Regions from separate parts of the Homo sapiens genome. Here all the other regions are linked to region 1. Evidence: chromatin loops called from intact Hi-C (ENCODE). Cell type or tissue: Caco-2. All regions are shown on one strand. Links, peaks and the distances in the headings refer to the core of each region. The heading gives the core; the rest is flanking DNA.

Evidence for each region. Hi-C counts contacts between places; a loop is a spot of excess contacts. Peaks named below come from ENCODE experiments on the same cell type or tissue, not always from the same donor. Only the 100,000 strongest peaks of a DNase experiment are listed, where the experiment ranks them.
Region 2: a loop joins it to region 1, with 2.4 times the contacts of the local background. A loop is called at or near these places in 3 of 110 quality-filtered maps.
Region 3: a loop joins it to region 1, with 6 times the contacts of the local background. A loop is called at or near these places in 3 of 110 quality-filtered maps.
Region 4: a loop joins it to region 1, with 10 times the contacts of the local background. A loop is called at or near these places in 7 of 110 quality-filtered maps.

The regions. Positions count from the first base shown.
Region 1 is chr7:134,843,008-134,848,976 of GRCh38, forward strand. CALD1 (caldesmon 1) reads left to right here. Exons shown (of 15, transcript NM_033138.4): 2 at 877-964. It overlaps LOC124901750 (a long non-coding RNA gene), which reads right to left and starts at 877. Exons shown (of 2, transcript XR_007060537.1): 1 at 1-877. RefSeq lists an enhancer at 1,998-3,197. In Caco-2, for the core only: a CTCF peak has its summit at 2,635; a DNase peak (open chromatin) is centred at 2,664.
Region 2 is chr7:134,721,180-134,727,148 of GRCh38, forward strand. All of the region lies in intron 1 of LOC124901750 (a long non-coding RNA gene), which reads right to left. It also overlaps a transcript of CALD1 not described here. Among named protein-coding and RNA genes, the nearest start is that of CALD1, 55 kb to the right of the region's middle. In Caco-2, for the core only: a CTCF peak has its summit at 3,617 (motif pointing right); a DNase peak (open chromatin) is centred at 3,652.
Region 3 is chr7:134,937,900-134,943,868 of GRCh38, forward strand. It overlaps CALD1 (caldesmon 1), which reads left to right. Exons shown (of 15, transcript NM_033138.4): 7 at 3,193-3,338. Among named protein-coding and RNA genes, the nearest start is that of AGBL3, 46 kb to the right of the region's middle. RefSeq lists a silencer at 10-215. In Caco-2, for the core only: no CTCF peak of the experiment used is centred there; a DNase peak (open chromatin) is centred at 3,462.
Region 4 is chr7:134,630,101-134,636,069 of GRCh38, forward strand. All of the region lies in intron 1 of LOC124901750 (a long non-coding RNA gene), which reads right to left. Among named protein-coding and RNA genes, the nearest start is that of BPGM, 14 kb to the right of the region's middle. RefSeq lists an enhancer at 5,946-5,969. In Caco-2, for the core only: a CTCF peak has its summit at 3,006 (motif pointing right); no DNase peak of the experiment used is centred there; H3K27me3 peaks cover 115 bases.

The DNA of each region.
Region 1 (5,969 bases), core at 606-5,605:
AACTAGTGCCTGGCTGTTTGCCACTGGCTGCAATGGGGACTCGGGGAGGAAGACAGGCTCATTTGCCTAACAGGGCCCAGCTCCCTTCCCGTCTTCCTTCATCTTGGGCCTTTTCCTTCCTTACTACCTCCGGTCTAGACTCAGCTTTCCCTGCAGAGACCTTTGGCAACTGCTTCTGAGCCAGGGCAGCCAGCATCTGTGTGTCGGGCACTGCATTAAAAGCTATGGCTTAAAGGGCTCAAGGGAGGAATGGTTCACCCGGGCGTCTATTTGAAGTTGCGAGGTAACTGATGGGAGAGAAAGATCTTAAACAGGGAGTAAGAGCTTTAGCAACTCTCTGGCCCTTAGACCCTAAATCTGAAAATAGAAAGGAAAGAGATTATCTGAAGACAAACTCCACTGTTAGTGACTCTGCCATTCATTTTATGTTTTCTCTTGAAAGCCTTTCTGTCTTTGTCTCACTAACAAGGTAGTTCATGGACATACATAGACACTACAGACCAAAAAAGTTTTCCACTTATAACATTTTCTTCCTTCAGTTTCCCTTTATTCATTCTCAAATTTTGAAATAAAATTACTGAGGGGATTGGGAGCAGTGAAAAAGAAACTTGGCAATTAGATACTATCCCTGGGTTTGTCTTAACTATACCTCCTTCTCCAGAATAATTTATTCAGAATAAATGGATGGACTTTGCGATAACTGTATTTTCCTTAAAATGCAAATGCACAATAGCTATTTCTACCCCTGCCTTACTTCTCCCTTTAGATTCTAACTAACAACAGTACTTGAGGAAGAAATGATATTTGAAAATATATAGTCTGTATTAGCTAAAATTCATTCAACTGAATTATGTTTCCATCCTCCTTTTATTCCAGGTATCATTGGAACATTTCAAGATCATCAAATCAAATTCCACAGGGATTGGTGACCAACCAGAAGGCTCAGACATCTGATTGCTGACCTGTGAGTAAAGTTTATGTTTTATTAATACTTTGGGCTCTGCTCTTAGGAATTACACAGCCTCTGTGCCTGATATTCTAAATTCTTACATCTGAAGATGCACTGTGAGAAACCAGTTTTTCTGCTGTGGCCCTCCTACTTTACTTGCCAGTTAATTAATCAGTTAGAATCTATCAAGTTTTGAAGGATCTATCAAGTCTTTTATCCTGTTTTGTAATCTGATTTTTTTTTTTTGCTTTATTTTTAAATGTTTCCTGCAATGTAATATCTTTCACAAAACAGTCCTGGATCAATCATGAAGTCTTCACTTCCTGTGAAAAATGCTAGTGACTTGAATCAATAAAGACAACATGAGTCAGCCTTCCAAGGTGAATAAGCTCACCTTTGTGCAAACACTGGTGATCTCAGGAGTGCTAAGTACCCCTCACTTTCAACAAATCTCTCTCACCTGGGAGGAAAACTTCTACCAGAACAAGGACCACCTAGGGAGGTGAAAGAGGGGATTTCCACTTTAGAGGATGGAGAAACCAAAGGGCATTTCACTCATTCACAGTTTTGCTGAGCTTGGCTCCAGTAGGTAGAAAAGTTCTTCAGGAGTTCAGCACACCACTCAGGCAATTGTTGTTTCAAAATTCTATCTGTTGCCCCCATGCAAGTTTTCTCAGGCTACCATAGTGAAAATCCACAGACTGGGTGGCTTAAACAACAGAGATTTCTTTTCTCACCATTCTGGAGGGTAGAAGTCTGAGATCAAAGTGTTGGCATGGTGGATTTCTCGAGGCCCTCCTTGCAGATGGCCACCTTCTCCCTGTGTCTTCACGTGGTCCTCTCTCCGGGCACACACCTGTCTGGTGTCTTTCTCTCTGTGCCCAAATTTCCTCTTCTTGTAAAAACACCAGTCATATTGGATTAGGCCCACCCTAAAGACCTCATTTTAACTTAATCACTCTTTGAAGAACTCATCTCCAAATGCGGTTACATTCTGAGATCCTGAAAGTTAGGATTTCAACGTATGAATTTGGGGGAAATACCATTCAGCCCATAATGCTGCCACCATCATTTTCCCTCTCTAATATGCTGACTTTTTGTTTATTGCACGTGGGCTTCCCTCTGTTTCTCCCCTCCTGAACTCTTTTAGCGATTACATTACTCTCAGAGCATCTGCAGTTCTTAGAGTGTATTATAATCATTTGGGTACAGCTCTCATTTCCCTATGACATTCTATAAATTCTGAAATCAGAGAGTGTGCCTTTTACATCTCTCATAGCACTAGAGGAGGTTTTGTATACAGTAGACATTTTGTAATATTTATTAAATGAATGAATGAATGAATGGAAAGAGGATTAGATGCAGCCTCTGAACCTGCAATTTATTTGCTTTAAGACTGTCTCCAAATGATGAGTATTAAAGATGCTTTCTCCTCACTTCCTGCCCCCCAAGACAGGTAGAAATAAGTTAAGGCTGAGGAGAAAAATTGAAAGAAAGGTGTGATTGACTAATAGCAGGAGAGTTACCTTTCTCCCAGAGGTAGGAAATAGTAAATAGCACAAGCATGCCCCAGTTAAGGTGGCCTTTCCACAAGAAAACTGTTCGGGGATCCAAGAGGGACTTACTGAGTTTGAAGCCTGTGGGACATGCAAGGGCATGTGTCTAGAAAACAATGCATATGCAGGTCTGAAGGTCAGGTGAGAACCAGAGATGTTCACAGTCACCACCTACAGGCAGGAAGCAGCAGTGTGTCAATGAATGAGGCCACCAAGGAAGACTGTGTAGAGGGAGAGGAGCAGTGGCTTAAAGATTCCATCAGAAATTGTGTATGGAAATTTTTCCTGCTAGATAACAGGAGAAGGACCCGTCCAAGAGGAAGAACACTGCACGATACTTCTAATGAAGCTGTGTGAGAACATGTAGATGAGCTAATGTGTGTGTCTATTTTTTCTCCCCTAGTGTTTTTGGACCTATTTTGTTCCTTCTCTGTCCTGTCTTTTGGGGGCTATGCCCCAAACCATTCCTGTGAGCCTTCTCCTACCCACCTTTGCTCCCTTCTAGCTAACTCCACCTATGGTCATTGTCCAACTCCCCTGCTGCCTGCTCAGGGAATCTTAGACAAACTTCCTTTGGGCCCATTTTCTTCATCAGCCAATCAGAGCTGATCAGAATGGACAGGAGGGGAGGCCAGGATGAGAATCCTTAATGACCAAAGAGACAGAGGCAGGTCGTTTTCAGGGTCAGGTGGCTGTGACGCTATGGTCACAGAGCATCATCTTGTTTAGTCAGTAAAGGCCCCAGATAGGGGTGGAGGGCTGTGCCTCTTTTGCCCTGAACTCCCTCCTTTGTCCATTGTCCCCTGCTGATTGTCCCACTCCACCTGTTCCCCAGAATAAGCTTTGGCAGTATTTTAGGGTTTCCCTGCCAGACCAGAGAGTGGAGGGGCCAGGCCATGGCCCCTGACAGTCATTACCAGCCTCCCCTCTCTAGGCCTCACCATCAAATGTCATTTCTCACGGAGCCATATTTACCCCTGGGCTGAATTTCCCTAATTTGCCCTGCTAGCATGATGCAAATAAAAGGGGTAAAGGTATTTATTCATCTCTCTTTTATTTTCCAAAGTGTTATTTCTTTTCCTTTAAGTTCTCTCCTTGCTTTATGTTTCTTCTCTCTCCCTTAGTTCTCCTTCCTTAGTAGAAACCCTTGAGCTTCAGGGTGATTTTCTGATTATGAGCAGAAGAGGCTATCAGAGATCTGGAAGCCACCTCCTGCATTTCTTTATTCCCCCTCCTCACCCAATTGTTTTAAATGTACATTGAGATACCAGCTTTCTTCAAGAACCCACTTCCACACTTTCCTCTTTGTGTTCTTGGAGTAGCCAGGAAAAAGATGCCCATTTTCTCGAAGGTACCCAAAATGTCAGTGACACTTGGGTCAGTGATTTTATGCAAATTACTAATTATATCAAATGAGAAATGTTGAAAGCAAGAGGAAACCCTTTGCAATCCATGAATGGTCTAGTTGGGGTGTTCCAATGAATGATGGCCAGTGGCCAACATAGGTGCCTCCCGACTGTGTTTCATTAATTTCAGTCAGCTCGTGGGCTTGGAGAGAAAGATCATTTTCCTATGAGCACGTAAAAGAAGTGCTTTGAGTTGTAAGCACTTCGAAGGCTTTGCCCTTGTTTTCGAATGGGAGATTTTATAACCACTGTGGGCCAGTATTTTTGAAGTCAGTCGAAGCTCCAGATGGAGTGGAAAGAGAAGCTTGGGTTTTTATTTTCTTCTTCTTTTCTTGAGTTTTGCAGAATGAGCCTCCCTGGAAACCTTGACAAAGTCCTTAGTCTCCTTTGGTTCAGGTGGGCCCAAGCTTTTTATAGTAGGATCTGAAGGGATCTTTCTTAAACTAAGATTCCTTCCTGTGGGTTTTTAGTAGTGGCTGTAGAACTAGGCTTATATGGGAGAAGGTCTGGAATCCACTCCCTTCCCTGGGAGTCTCCTCTCAAGGAGACCACTCTCAGGGTCCTTGTCATGAGATATGAGAAGAAAAGTCCACAATGAGCCTGGGCATAGTCCAGATTTGGTTAAGGATTGAGGGGACACGAGGTCACAGGTCCCATGGGACTCCCAGCGTTCTGGAAACCTCCATAGTAAAGAGGGTAGAGGACATTCCAACACCACCACGTGCAGCTTTAGTAACCTTGCCCAAATAAACGTGTTTCCCCGGCCAGGGAATTGCACCTGGTCTTAAGAGGCACCTCCATGAAAACACACCTTTCTGCCTGGCATGACCATTGACAGAGAAAGACTGTGCTGAGAAGGGGGATACAGCAGGGAGAAAAACACACAACGGTGCCAGGAGCTCTTGTCTAGAACTCCTTTCCAGGCTTTTTTTCCCCATAAGCGCAAGTGAGTACACAAGTAAAGAGAAAAGAATGATTGTGCTATTTAGCTTTGAACCAAAAACTATCAAGCCTTTCCTAAGGTTCCAACTGGAATAGCATTTGTACAGTTACAGGACACAGACTCAATTGCTTCTGAACTCTGCTTTAGGATGCCTAACAGGATTAAGTTGTGAACATCTCATACCACGCCGTGCAACAGTACTCAAATAGGACTTAAGCAGAACAAACAGTCTGGGGAAAAAAAAAAAGCCCTAAGACATTTTCCTTCCTACTATTCTCTGTATCCCAGGCTCAACTTAATGCCAAATTAAATCTGGATTTTTTTTTAATAGACGTTTCCTAGAGGAAAAGGCAGAGCTGCATTCCCTGAAACATATTTTAGCCCAAACTTATAACTTGGATTTTTTCTTTCCTCCTCCCTTTCGCTAATTCAAAACAAAATGTCCATCACGCACTCTAACACCAGCCTCTAAGAGCTAGAGACAAATGAAGTCTGAATATTCACGCCAATGTGGTACAAATGAGCTGTGATTTCAGGATGCTGGCTGTTTTACTGACAGGGGAAAAGGGCAGTTGACTAGTTTAATATATTTGGCTGAAAACACTTTGCTAAAGAGCAGTGAAGAAGGCCAATGTTAATAATGAATCCTGTTCTTTAATGACCAAATATGATATATCATGGAATGGGGCATCCTGAGTTTGGGGGAAAGCATTTCACCATATCCACAGGATGCAGACGAGAATGAATGCAAACATACTGCATTCATGTTGGGCCCTAATGAAGAAGCTCTTCTAGGAGTATTTTCTCCAAGTTCCTCAAAGAATTCCTCCCATAAGTATATGATACCATGATTTTGAATCTGATTTCACACAGAATTACAAAATTATAAATATAAAGACATTTGTTATTATGAGAGACTCCGGGAATCTAGCTAACTGTCTCCCATTATTGGCTAATGGTTTATAAATTTTAAAATGCAATTATAAGTTGGGGTTGATGAGGGAAGCCTGTGACCACCATTAGCACCTTCCTTAAATATGCATATTCAGTCAGTCGTTAATTCATTCATTCTACAGATATCACTGGATTGGACCTTCTCCATCTCACGTGCCATA
Region 2 (5,969 bases), core at 510-5,509, 120 kb before region 1:
GGAAGAGAAGAATGTTCCCCTTAGGGGTGCAAGAAAATGCCTGGGAATAGGATATTTTCAAGAACGGCGATTTTCAGTTAATTTAATTTTCTGATTAACTGCAGTGACTTTGGGCCTTTCAACTCACTGAGCCTGGTTTAAGTCATCTGCAAAAAAAAAAAAAAAAAGGATGGGGTACTTCATGACCCTGGAGTCCTGCCAGCCTTGGAATTCTGCAATTCTATGAATTGAGCACAAGGCATGATTTTGTTTCAGCCTTTGTGGATTAAAAAACTTAGAATTCCTGGGTTTCTACTATAGTAGAACAGTTTCTACTGTTCTACTGCTGGTTTCTACTGCTATAGTAGAACAGTTTACTGGGTTTACTGTTCTACTATAGCAAAAAATACAACCCCATGGCTGTGTGTGTTTAGGGGAGGTGGGGGGGTGAAGGGTGGATGTGGTTTAGGGGAAAGACCGAGGGGGTCTACAGCCAATCCCAGTGACTAGCTGTGTGACCTCAGGCCAGTTATTCCACCCTTCTTGGCGGTAGTGTCTCCATCTCCATCAATGGAGATGATGGTATTCCTTGCAACATTATTGCTGTAGGAATACTGGTAAATGATCAACATATGGTAACCACAATATCCTATCAGATTTGGAGTCAGTACTTGAAGAATATTTTTCATCACATAGGTAAGACTTGATAGTAGTGGGGTAGCTCGTGCTGTGTAATTTATGGAACGCAGTCTCAATACTTTGTGATGGGGTTTCCGTTTGGCTCTAAGCAAGTGTGACTCTACCCTGAAGATCTATGGTGGGGTTTTTCTTTTCATTCCCTGACTGTAGCTTTTTCCTCTGATGGTTTTTCTCTTTCTTAAAGCTAGAGCACAGCTAAAACATTCTAGTTAAGTGAATATCCTAGAATGGCTGGATCCTAACACGTGGAAGTCTTTACTGTATGATTTGTGCACAGACACCTTGCCGGTTATTCACAGGTCGTGTTCAAATTTAAAGCTCACCAGGAGTCAATAGCCACAAAGATGACTTTGGAGCAGATTCCCTCTCTTCTATTGTTCCTTTCCTCCGGCCAAGTTTCTCTTCTCTTTGCCACTTTTTTCCTCTCTTACCCTTTCACCATTCTCTTTTCTCTTTTCTTCTTCTTCTAATCTTTTGATTTTAGTGTTCTCATCTTTCCAACTTTGTGCTGTGCATTCTGCAGTAGTTCGATTTTGTTTATTTATTTATTTATTTATTTATTTGTTTGTTTGTTTGTTTCTGAGATGGAATCTTCCTCTGTCGCCCAGGCTGGAGTGCAGTGGCACAATCTCAGCTCACTGCACCCTCTGCCTCCCAGGTTCAAGCGATTCTCCTGCCTCAGCCTCCCCGAGTAGCTAGGATTACAGGAGCATGCCACCACACCTGGCTAATTTTTGTATTTTTAGTAGACACAGGGTTTCACCATATTGGTCAGGCTGGTCTCGAACTCCTGACCTCGTGATCTGCCCACCTCAGCCTCCCAAAGTGCTGAGATTACAGGTGTGAACCACCGTGCCTGGCCTCTACCGTAGTTTTATTTCTCACTCCTTTGTTACATCTTATTCCACCCCCTCCACCTTTCCTTTCTGCTATCCTTTTACTTCCATTTACCCACAGTCCCTGCTGGGAGGCCTTTTCTATTAGATATATAGTGGAAAGGCAAGTCAGCTTTTCTTTGAATTTAGGAAAATGGGACTCACAGTTAACTTCTGGGGCTGAATTTCCAGAGGCCTTTGTCAGAGAGCCCAGCTGCTCTAGAATGAGAGCTATCAGGATGAGACCTACCAGCTGCCTGGGGTTGTAGTGATTCCAGAGGCACCAGGATTCTAACCAGCCAAGGGAAGCACTAACACGGATTGGTTTCTAATATTAACTATCACCCCCACAGCTAAGCCTGAGTATGAAGCTCATCTCTATCAGTTATCAGCTGACCGACCTTGGATAAATTACTCAATCTTTTTGAGTTTCAGTTCTTGCGTAAAAAGATATAACTGTTATACCTCCTCGAGGCATATCACAGATTAAATGAGATCACATATGTAAAGGGCATTTAGGGTAATCTGAAGTTTCTCTGCAGTTTCTGCATCTTGGCCTAGGATTTTTAATCCCTTAGGAAAATTCTGTCTATCTTCTGGGTAGTTTAGGGTTAGTATGGCTCAGAGCCCTACCCTGGTCCTCTTGTCCTGACATTAATTGAGTTAGAAATAAGGTAGTGCTCAATATCATGCTATATACCACTGCTCTTGGCACCCTTAAATCCAGCCATACTCAATACCCCCAATATTCCCATTTGATTCACTAATGACTCAAGCTGTCAAGTACAGTAGAAAAGGTAACTTTTTTTTTTTTTTTTTTTTTTTTTTTTGCAGAAAACTGCAAGCTCAAAACCAGTTTTAAACCTCATTCCAGGTCTGTTTAAAGCAGTGTTCTCAAGTGGGGGTGATTTTGTCTCTTAGAGAACATGTGGCATGTCTGGAAATATTTCTGACTGTCACAATTTTGGGGGCAGTCTGGGATGGTGCTACTGGTACATAATGAGTGGAAGCCACGGATGCTACTGAATGTTCCACAATGCAAAGAATGCACCTGTTCCAAATGTCCATAGTGCTGAGGTTGAGAAAGCCTAGTTTAGAGGTAGCCAGTTGGACAAAATCATGTTGGAAGTAGGGGGATTCTCTTGGCTTTAGAATCCTACTGTTTATTGAGTCTGAGAAAAGCCTGGATAGAGGAGGCGTTCAATGGGATCTGAAAAATATTTTAAAACTGAGCTGCTGTTATGAATTCAGAGAAGCATATTTGCCTTTTAGACAAAAAGATGTGGGGCCTCTTGCATGCCAAAAATTTGCTCAGGGTTTGCTATGCGGCAGCAGGAGAATCTGTCCATAAAAGGGATGGACTTTGCTGCCCAGAGGGATTCCCTTCAAGGGTTTCCCTTGTGAGCCTGAAGAATCACTGGGAAAGGGCAAGCCTGGCCAGCTTCGAGTTCCAGCCCCTCACCAAGGCGTGTTTATATTTCTCCGGAGGTGAGAGTGAATACACTTTAGGGAAGGGAAGGCACTCTAGCCCTAAAAAGGGGTTGTTTAGCAACCATCTTCTTGTTTCTTGGATATGAAGATTAACCAGCTTAGCTGGGAAAGGCCTTTGAGAAGGGAACCTAGGTTTAATATTCAGGGGAAGCTGAGAGAAAGGCATCACTGAGGGGAGAGCGCCTGGGGTTGTAGCTCAGAAAGATATAAGTCTGAACCTCAGCTCCTCCAGCTGTGGACTGACTCTGTGACCTTGGACAAAGAAAGGAAAAATAACTAAGATTACAGCACACCTACTGTATGCCAGACTTGATGGTAGTGTTGCATATGCAATATGATTTCACTTTATTTTTACAATAGCACATGAAAATAGTTTAGCTAAATCATATAGTCAGTAGCTGGCTAAAGAACTCTTGGTTTGTTTGACTCCAAGGTCCACGATTCTTCTATACCACACTGTCTCCCAAAGTCCTTAGCTTCTTTAAGCCTCAGTTTCATTGCTTGTGAAACAGGTACAGAGGAAGATTAGGAAAGTGAATTTAGAACAATCCAGTATGCTTCAGCCAGCACTCCTCCAGGGGGAGCTCCATACTCCTTCCTCCTTTCTACTGCCCTCTCCCTCCTCTTCTGAGGTTGGATGGCCTTAAGAACGTGTATCAGCCATTCACACCCAGGGGGACATCAGTGTGCTGAGAACAAGGTCCTGTGCCTAACCAGGAGGCTGGCTTCTGCATCCTTCTCTTCCTCTGCAAAGCTTCAGCTAATTCCCTGTGTCTAGGAGCCAAGAGGTGGGTGCAGTCAACCCCCTCTTCTTGTGGCCTCCCTTTTCTATTTAATTTCTGAGAATGATGACATGAGGTGGCCTAGGGATTGCTCCTGACAGCCAGAAAGAACTGTAATCTCTTTCACTCCTCAAACACCATTCTCCAGGGCCACAGCCCTGGCCTGAGTACCTATGTGGACAGCCCAGACTAGCTCTATTCAAGGCCTCAAAGTAAGCCTTTCCTTAATTCAATATTTCTGGATCTTAGTGCAGAAATTGACAGTGATATCTCTCCTCAGGCCTGTCATCCATGGAACAAAAGGAGGTGTCCATGGGTTCAACCTATCTCCCTGGATTCTACATTCCATGTGGGATCCAAACCATCCTGAAAACGAAGTGTCACTTTGTCTGTTTTATAATTTGTATGCATCTCTCTCTCAAAGGGCTTTTCAAAAGTGGGTGATTTAGGGCAGGATTTGCAATTCCTCAATTTCCTGAGCATGTATAGCATTAATATCACCCTTAGATTCTGTGGTACCCCCAATTCTAACAGTTGGTGCTTGACAAATATCACTCTTCAGTGCTCTTGTCCCACCTAACAAAGCTGAAAACAAGACCTGAAAGGATCAATTTATTTCCAAGGGCAATGGGCTGAATGGTGGCCCAAAGACATTGGATTTTAATCCCTGGAACCTATAAATGTCACCTTATTTGAAAAAAGAGTCTTTACTGATGTGATTACCTTAAGGATCTTGACATGAGAATAACATCCTGGATTATCTGGCTGGGCCCTTGATGCCACCACAAGTGTCATCATAAGAGTGAGGCAGGAGGAGATTAGATGTACGCAGAGGAGAAGGTGCTACAAAGACAGAGGCACATTGGAGTGACGTGGCCAAGGCACTACCAGAAGCTAGAAGAGGTCAGGAATGAATTCTCTTCTAAAACCTCTATGGGGTCCCCTGATGACACTTTGCTTTCAGACTTCTGGTCTCTAGTACTGTGAAATAATAAATTTCTATTGTTTTAAGCTACTAAATTTGGGTAATTTGTTACAGCAGCATTAGAAGACTAATACACCAAGTAACTTAACTGAATCTTATAACAAAACCCAAGAATACTTATAGGAATACACCATTATTCAGCACCTAACAAGATAAAATCCACAATGGCTAACATCCCACCAAAAATTACCAGGCATGCAAAAAAAGCTGAGAAATACAACACATAAGGAGAAGAAAAATCAGCTGAAACTGATTCAGAAAAGACTCAGATAATACAATTAGCATATATAACTATATAAGCATATATAAATATATAAGAATATATTAATATATTAGCATATATAATCTTAATTGATCTTTATATATTATATGTATATAACTTAATATAATATATATCTTTTTATATATTATATTATATAGCTTTATATATATAATATATATTATATAGCTTTATATATATAATATATATTATATAGCTTTAGATATATAATATATATTATATAGCTTTAGATATATAATATACAATATATTATATATATATATAAAGATCAGGACACGGATGCTGCCAGGGATACAGCTGAAATACAGAATTATGTTACAAAAGGACAAAAAGGAGAACATTGGCAGACAGCTGGCAGTTCTAGCCATCACCATAAAAAAAAAATTTGTATCACCAGTTGTATTAGTCAGGGCTTTATAATTGCAAACAACTCAAACAGATGTGGTTGATTTCAGCAGAAAAAGCATTTAATAAAAGGGTATTGTGTATTTCACAGACTTCAAAACCAGGCTTAGAAATTGAACAGGGACAAATGAGGCCTGGCAGCAGCCAGGACCACAGCTAAAATCTTGCTCCAGAGCCCATCTAGTGAGGATAATGCTGGACGTCACAGCTCACCCCTGAAGTCACCATCACTCCACATCTGGTGCTCCTCAGCCACTGTTGTCACTAGAAAGTCCACATTGTTGGCAGTACTGCCGCCAACCTCCAGAAATGTTCCTCCTCCTCACAGCTTCTTTGCACTACTAGAAGGGTGCATCTGCCAGGAAGAGCTCAGTCATATTCTGAACCCCAACTGCAAGGGAGACTGGGAAATGAGCCTTCCACTTCTACAGTGGGAAGCAAGTTTTGCCTCTCATCAAGATTTACAGGAAAAG
Region 3 (5,969 bases), core at 647-5,646, 95 kb after region 1:
ATAAAAAGTCTCTTTTTGGTTCTTCATGCAGGAGCTATTTTCTTTCTTTTCTGGCCTCTAACAGGAAAACAGAGTTTCTAGCCGAGCTGCTCCTGAGGTATTAAAAGTGATGTTCGTGTCATGCGGATCAATCCTGCCCAAACATTAGTGTGCATGCAAATCACCTGGCAGTCTTATTAAATGCAGAATCTGATTCCATGAGGTCCATGTTGTCCGTGGACCAAACTTGCAGTAGTAGCGAGGAGTCTAGAAGACGTCCATGTTATAGAAATTGAACCCAGGAAAGGATTTGGGGCTTATGAAGCTAACAAAAGCACGTAAAACCCAGCCTGAGAAACAGTAGCTACACCCAGCTCTTGTTGCTATTCTGGAACCAAATAATGCAAAATATGCTCGAGACACATCTCAGTTCTTGCTTGCTTGACTTTCTGAGTGTCTCTCTGGCACAAGGGCCTGTCATTTGAATTCCCATCCCCCACCTCATCCCCATGTATTATTCCACTGGATATCCCAAATATCTAGAGTTTCAAAACCCAAATGATCCCATTTGGCCAGAGCCTTTTTTATGAGTATGCTAATGTTATCTGTGTATGAAGCACACAAACTTTTTCAGGATACCCGGCTATCTATTAATCCTTCAGCACGGACGTTCTCCATGGTAACAGTCTGACCTATAAGATCTAATGCCTTTCCCAGGGGGCTCAGAATCCCATGAGTTTGGGTTAAATCTGCCATAACATCTAAAAAAAAATGTAAAGGCTCTACGGAATTACTTTATTTATTCATTTCCCAGAAAGAGAAAATAATTTTCAGTTGAACTCAAATCGTCATTATTACATTGACAAGGTTTCTAAGGTTTTCCAAAAAGAATATAAGCCTGCCATCCACTATAGCCTTTGCCAATAAAGGCAGAGCTTGAAAAAAGGGGGGATTTTTTTTCTGTTAGACATGTATCATCTTACAAATCTATTTTAAACACTTTTGGGACCAGTAAATCAGATATAATACATTTGGGGAGAATGGAAATTTTTCTGACTGCAACATAGGATAAATGAGTTAAAGGGAATGTCTCCATGCGTAGTGCTCCACAGACCGTGAGCTCCTACTCGGAATTTATTTCATGGTTATCCCTAAAATGGGTTTCCCTCACATTTGGAGCCACAGATGCTTCTTAACTAGAACATAAACTCCAGTCCATGGTTTCTGGGGCTAAGTCTAACAACAATAGGCCAAAATGAGAATATATTTTGTTTCCTCCTTCCTGTCCAGTGAATACTGATATATTCTTGGGCAAGGACAGCCATCAGGGAGCCACAGTGAAGCTGTCATTCAGGCTATGAGCTTGCTCCTTTTTTCTGTAGCCTCTCATGACCCATGAGGACCCAAGAGGGAAATGACAGGATGAAAAATTCGGAAGGAATCATCTGGTCCAACCGCATTTTTTCACGTACTTGGGACCAGCATCCCAGAGCAGTCAAGTGATTTGTCCAAGTAACACAACTAGTTTGTTGTCAGCACTGGAGCCAAAAGTCAGGTTTCCTGATTTACAGACAAAGCTCTTGCAGAGAATGGCAAAGTACAGCCCCCATTTTCAGTGTGTCCGAGGGACATCCTAGGTATATACCCCATGGTGAAAGATTGAAGTCTTAACTAATTAGGGCAGCATAGAAGTGAATCCCTAGTAATTAATCAGATAATACCCAAAGAAGACAATCAAATGACTTAAAACTTATCAATAAAGAGCAAAAAACTGTGCTCTGCTTTGTAAAACATGCACTTTAGGCCAGGTGCAGTGGCTCACACCTGTAATCCCAGCACTTTGGGAGGCCGAGGTGGGCAGATCACTTGAGGTCAGGAGTTTGAGACCAGCCTGGCCAACAAGGTGAAACCCATTCTCTACTAAAAAATACAAAAATTATCTGGGTGTGGTGTTGCATGCCTGTAATCCCAGCTACTCAGGATGCTAAGGCGGGAGAATCCCTTGAACCCGGGAGGTGGAAGCTGCAGTGAGCTGAGATCGCACCACTGCACTCCAGCCTGGGCAACAGAGCAAGACTCTGTCTCTTAAAAAAAAAAATGCACTTTAGGAGTAAATCTTCACAGAGTATCTGAAGAATAGGTGAGAAGAGGTGAGTGATCAGGTCAGGATAGAACCTCCTAGGCCACAACACCTAAAGTCCTGAGTTCTTATGGCCTACCTTTCCTCTGGATTTCTTTAGAATGCTCATGGTTTGTAACTGTCTTGAAAAGAACCATCGTGAATGCACCTCACCTGTTTTCACACTCATCTTTTAAGAATGGATGAGATGATATAAGTGAAGTGATTTGAATTCCTTTACCCCCTCCCCCACAAAAAGCTATGTAAATTCAGTATACTTTTAAATAATCTGTCTCACTTACTGAAAGAAACACAAAACGCACAAAATATGAAAGCTAACACCTGCCCTCCATATATCATCTTCCTATGTCTCCCACCACAACCACAAAACTACTTCCAGAGAACTAAATTTTTATTGACAATGGAAATCAAGGTAAACCCTGGAATTTTTCCTATTCCATTCTAACTTTAATGGTTTAGATGACTACAGACATGTTCTCACAGACCCCACATATCTTTGGATCCTCCTACTAAAGGTAGGGTTAGTAAATGTCCCATCCTTGGGACATAATTTACTCAGTTGATTAAAATACTGGTCTTCGCCAGAGTTGGTTTGGCAGATCTAGCTAAACTGATAGGTTTCCTTTTCTTTCTTTCCCATTTGTGTCTCTCTCACAGATTCTCTCACCATCCAGGAAGAAACCTGTCTAAGCAACGTGGTCATTCTTCCATCAAAGCCATCCTAATAATTGCTCTTCCCAGTGGGAACTGCAAACAGCTACTTTTACATGAAGTTCCCAGAACTTAGTGGTTTCCAAACAATAGTACTACCACTGCTCTTGAAAATAAAAACCTCAGTGAGATCAGGGATGATCTTACCTTCTTAAAATTGTGGTAAAGGTGTTTGTTCACAGGCTAAAGGACCATAGCTCATTCTCTAAGAATTTCACCTGATTCCAACTCTACCACATCTGAGTGGTTTCTTTCTGAGTTTTCTGCCTTCCTAACAATTTTGGGTCTTACTTGATGATACCAACCAAAACCTAATAAGATTTTTCTTGTTCTGTTTCTTCCTGATATGTACTGTTGGTTAGATCAAAGATGAAAAGATTAAAAAGGACAAAGAACCCAAAGAAGAAGTTAAGAGCTTCATGGATCGAAAGAAGGGATTTACAGAAGTTAAGTCGCAGAATGGAGAATTCATGACCCACAAACTTAAACATACTGAGAATACTTTCAGGTAAGAAGTAGCAACTAGTTAATAGAAACTGTGTTCACATGCAAAGAAAAAAAAAAAAAAGTCAGTCTTCCCATCCTGTGCTTCCAGACAGAAACGTGCTAAGCAGGCAGCATGCTTTTGTTGTGAGGTCATTAGCCATTGTCTTAGAGATACTCAGTCAGCAGGTCCAGTTCTTATATCACTAACAGAAGACCAGCAGTCATCGCTCAGACAGGGCTTAGTCTGCTTTTCCCATTATTTTGAAAGGCAGATCATGCTTGGCATCCATGTTTTTGTTCACTGACCTTTTGTGAGATTAGTGTATTAGAAAACATTATAACTGGGATTCATGTCATTCAATGATTCTCTATATGGTCTGACCACCTTCCTAAGAGACCTTTCTCAGTACCATTTTCAAGAATGCATTTTCTAAAGGTTGTAAATAAATATTGCATAAGACTAAGATTGTTTTGTGGCGAAATACTTGGGAAACACTGGATTAAGCTAAATTCCTCAGATTTCTTTACCACATGACTTTGAGAGCCCTTCATGTTCATTTTCATTGGAAGTCTCTAAGAGGGAGTGAGAGGTATGGACCTACTGCTCTATTTTATACAGTTTGGAAAAACTCTCTTGTATAGCTTGAGCTTTCCCCTCAACATAATCCCTTACCCCATCAAACTGAAAATCTGGGCAACTGATTATCAGACAGACGAGACCAGTATATTCAGGTAAATCCTCATTTCTAAATACAGTCGAATCCTGAGAGCTCTCTACCAATTTTGTAGAAGAACTTGAGGTGCAGACACTGGGCTGGCTACGTGATTCCTGTGCTCCTTCCCCACAAAACACTCTCTCCAACCACTGGGGCCAAATTCCAACCTCTGTTTTGTCACTGGTTGCTGTGCCAGATGTGCCGGAGAGGAGTCTTGGGTCCCTGCAATGTGGATTTCCCCGGGCTTGTTCCTTGGCTGCAGGCTTGCCTAGTGACCCTGTTTTTCTGAACACTTCAAATAAGAAAGTCATCAAGCAGGTTTGAGGGAGAAATCTGACATGCTCCTCACACCAAAGCCTTTGTAATATTCAAAAGCAGGCGGAGCTACTAGGGATGGATATTTCAGTCTCATCCAAGAGGCTAAGATGGATAAATACGGTTGCCCCAAAACAATTTTTTTGTACGTAAATTTAAGCAGAAACCTATTCATATTTATCCAAAGGAGAACCTAAAGCTCACAGAAGAAAAGGTGTACATAAAAGATCTAAATAAAATGATGAAGGTGTAAGAAAGGTAGAATCTATAGATATTACTTGGGATTGCCAAGAGAATAGATGTGAAAATTAAGTTTATTGAACATTCATAGAAAATCTACAAAGCGAGTTGATTCAGGTTGGTAAGTTGAGTCTAAAACTTGCTGAAGTGTCTGTAGTTTAATGTTTTAAAGCCCTAGAATAGTGTTAGGTTCATGAAAAGTGTTCAATGAATATTACCTAATATTACTATTTTTTAATAGTTTAAAAGATGTCTTGTAAACATAAGGTTCTTTTAAGGTATAAGTTTTTTGTTAAGAGAAATAACGTTTAAGAAAATCTGTCAGTAGAAAAAAGTCTGTTTAACAATTAGCAAACTTGCCAACAAGCTTCAAAGCTCAAATTAATAATTAACATGCCTATTGTGTAGAAATCCAAAAAGCTGGGTAATTCGAAGAAAGGAATAGTCACAAGAGATGGTGACAAGTTAAGTGCTAAGAACACTTACGTGTGACTCTGGCCTTAATTTTTCTATTTTGGGCAGGAAAAAAAAATACAGGAACAAGCTGCTACCATATTATTTATTTTTGTTTAGCCACCAACGTATGTGAGTTTTAGTTTCAATTAGAAGTTCACGCTGATTGAAGTAGAGAAGTATAGTTTTGCTCCATATACATATAAAATGAGGAGAGAGGAAGAGAGTATCCGCCTAGCCTCTATTTAGGTAAGTTTAGTACCTACCAGCTTCACTGAAAACAAGCTGTGTTCTTAATGGTCAAAGGCCTGATACTCATCTTGACTTACACCTAAGGAAGCCAAGGACGGGGGTAGGGTGGTGGGGGTGGGGTGCGGGGAGAAAGAACTTTATGGAACGATTTCCACATTAAGTGGCACCCTAATGCTGAGGTCATGCACATAGGCAGAGGTGGTGTGAACAAAACTTTTGCTCCTGTTTTGAGCATAGCTGCTTATGTGTGATTTAATTACTGTTCCCTTTGATATCTGCATTTTCTTGTAACTCGTTTTCTCTAAAACATGACATAAAAATCTCAATTCAATGAGCAAGATATAGCGATGCAAATTATACCAAGGGTTTTATAGAAAGTGCAAAATGGTTTTTTGATTTTTTATTTTTGAAGGTAGAAATTAAAAGATTTTTTCCGATTATAGAAAAAAATACTCATTATAAAAACGCTCAGAAAATAGAAGAATAAAAATAAGCACCCACCACCCAAAGATAACTAGCAGTAACACTTTTTCCAGATATTTATCTATGTATATAATATTCAAGATAAATGCACACACGTGTGTATATTTATATGTAGTATATACGTGTGTGAGTATACTTATAATTTTACATTGATTCTTGCACTGTGCATAAGAATGTGTCATAGCTTGCTTTCT
Region 4 (5,969 bases), core at 356-5,355, 210 kb before region 1:
CTGTGTTGAGGGGTAGTCCTGTAGTACTGAGTTCGAAACCTGTGGCGTCTGCACTAACTCTGGGTTGTTAGTGTTAGAACTGAACTGAATGAGTGGACACTCAGCTGGTGTCCAGAGAGCTGGAGAAGTGATACTGGAAAAGACACCATGTATTTGGCATCAGGAGGAATAAATGTCTCAGTAGCAGTGTTTTAAAAATTATATTTGAAATTCATCCAGGCTTCAGTCATATTGTAGTGGGAGAGTCATTCTATCTAGTCCATCATAATCCTAGCAGTAAATGGAATAGAATGTTTTTCTCTATATCCGCTGAAGGTTTTGACTTTGGAAGAAAAAAAAGGAAGTGAGATGTGAATAATAAACCATGGGTAACAGGGTTTGGTTTGGTTTAGTTTCTTAAACCATGATTATACCATGTTTATTTTTCTGAGGGCTAGAAAGATAGCAAAATACATGGAGAAAAGTTAACTGTAAAAGGGGCTAGAAGAGCTTGACACCTAAAGGTAAAAGAGAGAAAATGTTTCCTTATAGTTAATTACTTAAAATAAGTAGTATTTTCATAAAATAATAAGGTTCTTGAGAACAAGGACAGTATCTCTTTCATATTGCTTATTCATCAAAGAATAAGCACCTATGCACTTTTGGGGATCCAAAACTACTATGCTAAAATGATTGTCAAGGTCGTGTAGACTTATCCTGAGGTCACACAGCCACTGTAACAGATCATAGGAGTAGACTAAAGTCTCCTGACTCCAGGCCATGCTTGCGTATTATATCACACTACACCACTGAACTGAGTCAATATCAATTATTCAAGTATATGGCATTGCATACCACAAAGAAGGAGAAAAAATACTCTATTTGGATTCAATTGTTTTCTTCTTTACTGATTACTTCATACATAACCTGTTTGTTGAAAGAAGCACATTCTCTATGACTATACATCCTCAATTGTATGTTTAAAAAAATAATTCATACTGTAAGGACACAGTCATTGTGTATGTATACAGCTCAACTTCCTCAGTTGCTAAGGATGAATACTGCTCAGGATTAAACATGAAAAGCAGCTCTAGCTAGAGGCCAAGAAAGAGCTGATTTGTACATCAAAGTCATGGTGTCTAAGAGCTATAAATGGTAAATATGTGATGAAAGAGGTTAAGAGAAAAAAGAGAGGTGTACATGCATGAGGTGAGTCAGGCTGGGGTCTGAAATTCTAAAAGGTGGATATGTTTTGCTGATTTGGGGGTAGTTTTAAAGCAGTCAAGATTTGACTGCTATCTCTGGATTTATCCACCTCCCTTCAGAGTGGGCCTGAGTAGAACTGGATTGGAGTTTCTTTAGTGGTTTGTTTAGTGAAGGTTGTCACATGGTTGAAGGTTTGCTTGTAGCACTGTGGACTCCCATTTGGTCATCAGGTGTTGTACTTGTTTTTTCCAAGATAACCTATACAGCACCTCCTCACTTCCTCCAGTAACAGAGGTGAGCTATGGAGGCAGGGTATATTGGATAGATGCAGCTAGGCTGGGTACAGCAGGGAGCAGTGAAGGGCAAGTGTACATATGTGTCTGTGTGGGTGTGTGTGTGTGTGAAAAGCTAGAGATGAAAGTGACATAATGACAACTCTGGATACCCAAGAATGGGCACAGGACTCTGTCCCACAGCTCCCAGCTGTGATTTGTAGTACAGATCTGCTAGCAAGAGACTACAACCACCTTGCTACTTCAATAGCTTTCTCTGATGTGTGGGTTTGCAGTTAAGATCTTATAGCTCTATTTGACTATAGATGGATTCAGCAAGGAATGATAAAAGATGAGGTAGATACACAGAGAAAAGTAGTGGATGTGGGGAGACCAGTCAGGAGGTTACTGCAGTCAATAAGAAAGGATGGCAACCTGAATAGCAAAAGGGTTATAAGTACAATGAAAACAGATATTTTAAAATTATAAGAAAATACAACATAAAATTTTGGTGCCATAAACTTGAAAATCTAGATGAAATGGCTGATTATACAGAAAACACAAATTAACAAAATTGATTCAAGAAGAGATAAGAAACAGGAATAGACCAGCTAGCAGCAGAGGTCAGGGAAAAGGTGAGGTGGTGAACAGCATATGAAAAGATCTACCCTATAAAACATCTCTAAGCTTGAATGACTATGCAAAAAAAACCCTATCAGACATTCAGAGTGTAGATCATTTCCATGATATCCAAATTATGTCAAAGCATCAAAACCAGGAACTTTTGCAATTCATCTCACAAGGTTAGAATAACCTAGAATTACAATCTAACAGTCATTGAAAATTACAGACCAGGCTCTCAAATAAAAATAGATAAGAAATCCTGAATAAAACATGTAACAATTGAATCTAACAGTATATTTAGAAAATATACTGTGCCCAAGTAGGTTTTTATTTCAGAAATTAAAGAATAGCTAAATATTAAATATTCTATTGTGTAAATACTATATGGTGTAAATACTATTTATTTACATAATATAAAAGAATCAATTAATTAATTTAATTAATAGAATAGAAGATAAAGCAAGCAAAAGATAAAGAGTCAGTAATTAGAGAAGTTGGAGGCTAGAAGTAGCCAGTTTGGGGTCTGGTCAAAATACAGGGAAGATGATTATTCCAAGTAAAGAAGAGGGACAATGAGACAATTAAAGTACCACAAGATGTTAAGATCTCTAAGGAGATCTCAGTTGTCCAATAGACATTTGAGGTGGATGCTGAGTGTGGGCTTTTGGCCACAGACACCTCTGAGGAGGCAATCTGTCCATCACTCACTTGGTGACCATGGGCCATTTAATTCAAATCTCTGTGACCCTAAATTCTCACCTAAAAATATGAGGCTAATGTGATGTAGTATATCTTTCAGGGTTGTTGTGAGGACTAAACGAGATAATGAGAACTAAGTAGTTAGCACAGAACCTGGCACATAATAAATTATGGTAGCTGCTATCTTGATTATTAATGTATTTTTTTAAACTGAGACCGGATTGACAACCCCTTCATATGTGCTTTCTTCTCTGACCACCAGAGAGCAGACCAACATTACCCTTCCAGAACGAGCAAATACCTCAGGTTCCACAGCCTGAGAGTTCAGAATGTTTTCGGTAAGCTGCTCTTCTATAAATTTTGTCAGAAGAGCAAACTAACCTTTGTGAAAGGCATAGCAAAATGTCTGCTTTCTTCTTTATATTTTAGTTGAGAAAGGACTGGGATGTAAGTTAAATAGTCACTGAATATGAAATTACATGTAAATATCGAGATACACCATATCTGGCATTAGGAATCAAGATGATAACTTGATGTATTACTTTTCTTTTTGCTTTACATTGTAGGACACTTTTTGAAGTGCTATTATATAGATATAATAGGTATAAATATAATAGATGTAAATATTCCATTTTATCTTCACAATAACAGTGTGAACTACACAGGCCAGAGCACGTTGTTCCAATTTAACTGGTGTGAAAACTGAGGCTTATTAGAGTTTAGTGGCTCATCTAAAGACACACATATATTTGGTGTCACAATCTGAACTTCACCGGATCCGAAGACCACAGCACATACAGGAGTGCTCTTTTGGTTCTCTTTCCCTCCTTCTCTCCCTTCCTGTGTCCTTCCTGCCCTTCTTTTCTTGCTTCCCTCTTTATATTTTCTTTCCTTTCCCCTAGCTCCCCCCTACTTTTTCTTCACTTCCTTCTTCATTATGCAATATTCCACACATATATATGATCTAAATAAAATGAATGTGATTAACCCACCATTCAGCTAAGAAATATTACCAGTATCTCTGAAGCCCAACTGCACACCATACCCAACCTGTAACCTGGATTTTGTAATAATTTTCCTTTTCGTTCTAGTTGTATCATCTTATCACTTATGCATCCCTACAAATATATACATTATTTATTTGCATATTGTTGGACTTTATGTAAATGAAATCATTCTCTCTCTTTTTTTTTTTTTGCTCAAAATTATGTATCTGAGATTTATCCGTGTTGATGTGTATAGCTGTGGTTCATTCATTTTCACAGCTTACAGTACTCCATTTTATTCATCTGTTCTCTTACTACTGGGCTTTTGGGTGATTTTCAGTTTTGTGCTATCATAAACAAAGCTGTATATGACTCTTGCTGTACATATGCCAAACTTTCTCCAAGGTATTCACCTAGGAATGAAATTACTGGTTCATGAAGTGTACTTACCTACAACTTTACAGCTAATGCCGAATTGTTTTCCAAATTAGTTTTACCAATTCCTATGAGCTTATTACTTTGCATTCTCACCAACATGAAATTGTCAGAAATTTTAGCCAATTTCACACCTAATGCTCAGATTTTGGTTTTCAAACACCATTCTGCAATAAAAGGAACCAGCTTCCTTGGAGAAATAGCTGATTCCAGGGCTAGGGCAAGTAATAAACAAGATGATCTTGGAATATCTTGTAGTGCCAGAGAGTAAGAAAATGCTCCACGAAACAAAAACAAACAAAAACACAGCAGCCAATCACTAAGGAGCTCCTAATTGCCAAACCTGGAACAATCAGAGCAGCAAAATAAATACAGTGTACCCTAGAACAACATGGGTTTGAGCTGTGAGGGTCCACATACACATGGATTTCCTTCCACCTCTGCCACCCTGAGACAGCAAGACTAACACCTCCTCTTCCTCGTCCTCCTCAGCCTACTCAGTGTGAAGTCGACGATGATGAAGACCTTTATGATGATCCATTTCCACTTAATCAATAGTAAACATATTTTCTCTTCCTTATAATTTTCTTAATAACATTTTATTTTGTCTATTTTAAGAATACAGTATATCATACATATACAAAATATGTATTAATTGATAACGTTTTCTGGAAGGCTTCTGGCCAACAGTATGCTGGAAGTAGTTAAATTTTTTGGGAGCCAAAAGTTATAAGTGGATTTTTTTACTGCATGGGGGTCAGTGGCCCTAATTCCCATGGTATTCAAGAGTCAACAGTATAGTATTGGATTATAAACCATAAAATATAATAAGCTTCCATGAATTCATACTGATATAAATAAATAAATAGGGGAGATGGGACAGCTCTTCCTTGTGATAGAATTTGAATTAATAAATGTAAAATGAAAGAAAAACACAAAAAGTCTTCACTAAATACCACCATAATAACTCTTGCAGACATCCTCCATCAAGAGATGCTAAAATTAGTGGGTGAAAGTTTGAGTCGAAATAAAGTTTGAATCATTTCAAAATACCTTCCCTAAAATATTGACGACAAAGAGAAAGACAGTAATTTTACCAGGGAGAAACTTGGCAGAAAGCAACTTAATCAAGTGATCGAGGTTACCACTACCAGTAATAAGATATCAACATCATGAGCCCTGCAATTTGATGCAGTGAGGACATAGCATCATTTCATGGTAGTCTCACACAACATGCATAACTAGAGTTCAATCACAAGAACACATTAGACGAACTCAAAATTGAGGGACATTTGACAAAATAATGTCTATTCTTCAAAAATATCAAGGCCATGAAAGATAAGAAAAGGCCAGGCATTGACTTCTCTCTAGCTATGAAAGTCCGAGTTGGCAACTTCTTCCAATAGAAGGCTGTTTCATTTACATTAAAAATCTGTTTAGTGTAGCCACCTTCATCAATGATCTTAGCTAGATCTCCTGGCTAAGTTGCTGCAGCTTCTACATGAGCACTTGCTGCTTCACTTTGCATTTTAATGCTATAAAGACACGTTCCTTCCTTAAACCTCATGAATCAACCTCTGTTAGCTTCCAACTTTTTTCTCTTTAGTTTGAAGCTTTTTTTCTGCAGCTTCCTCACCTTTCTCAGCCTTTATAAAATTGGAGAGAGTTACAGCCTTGCTCTGGATTAGGCTTGGACTTAAGGGAATGTTGTGGCTAGCTTGATCTCCTATCTAGACCACTAAAACCTCCATATCAGCAATAACACTGT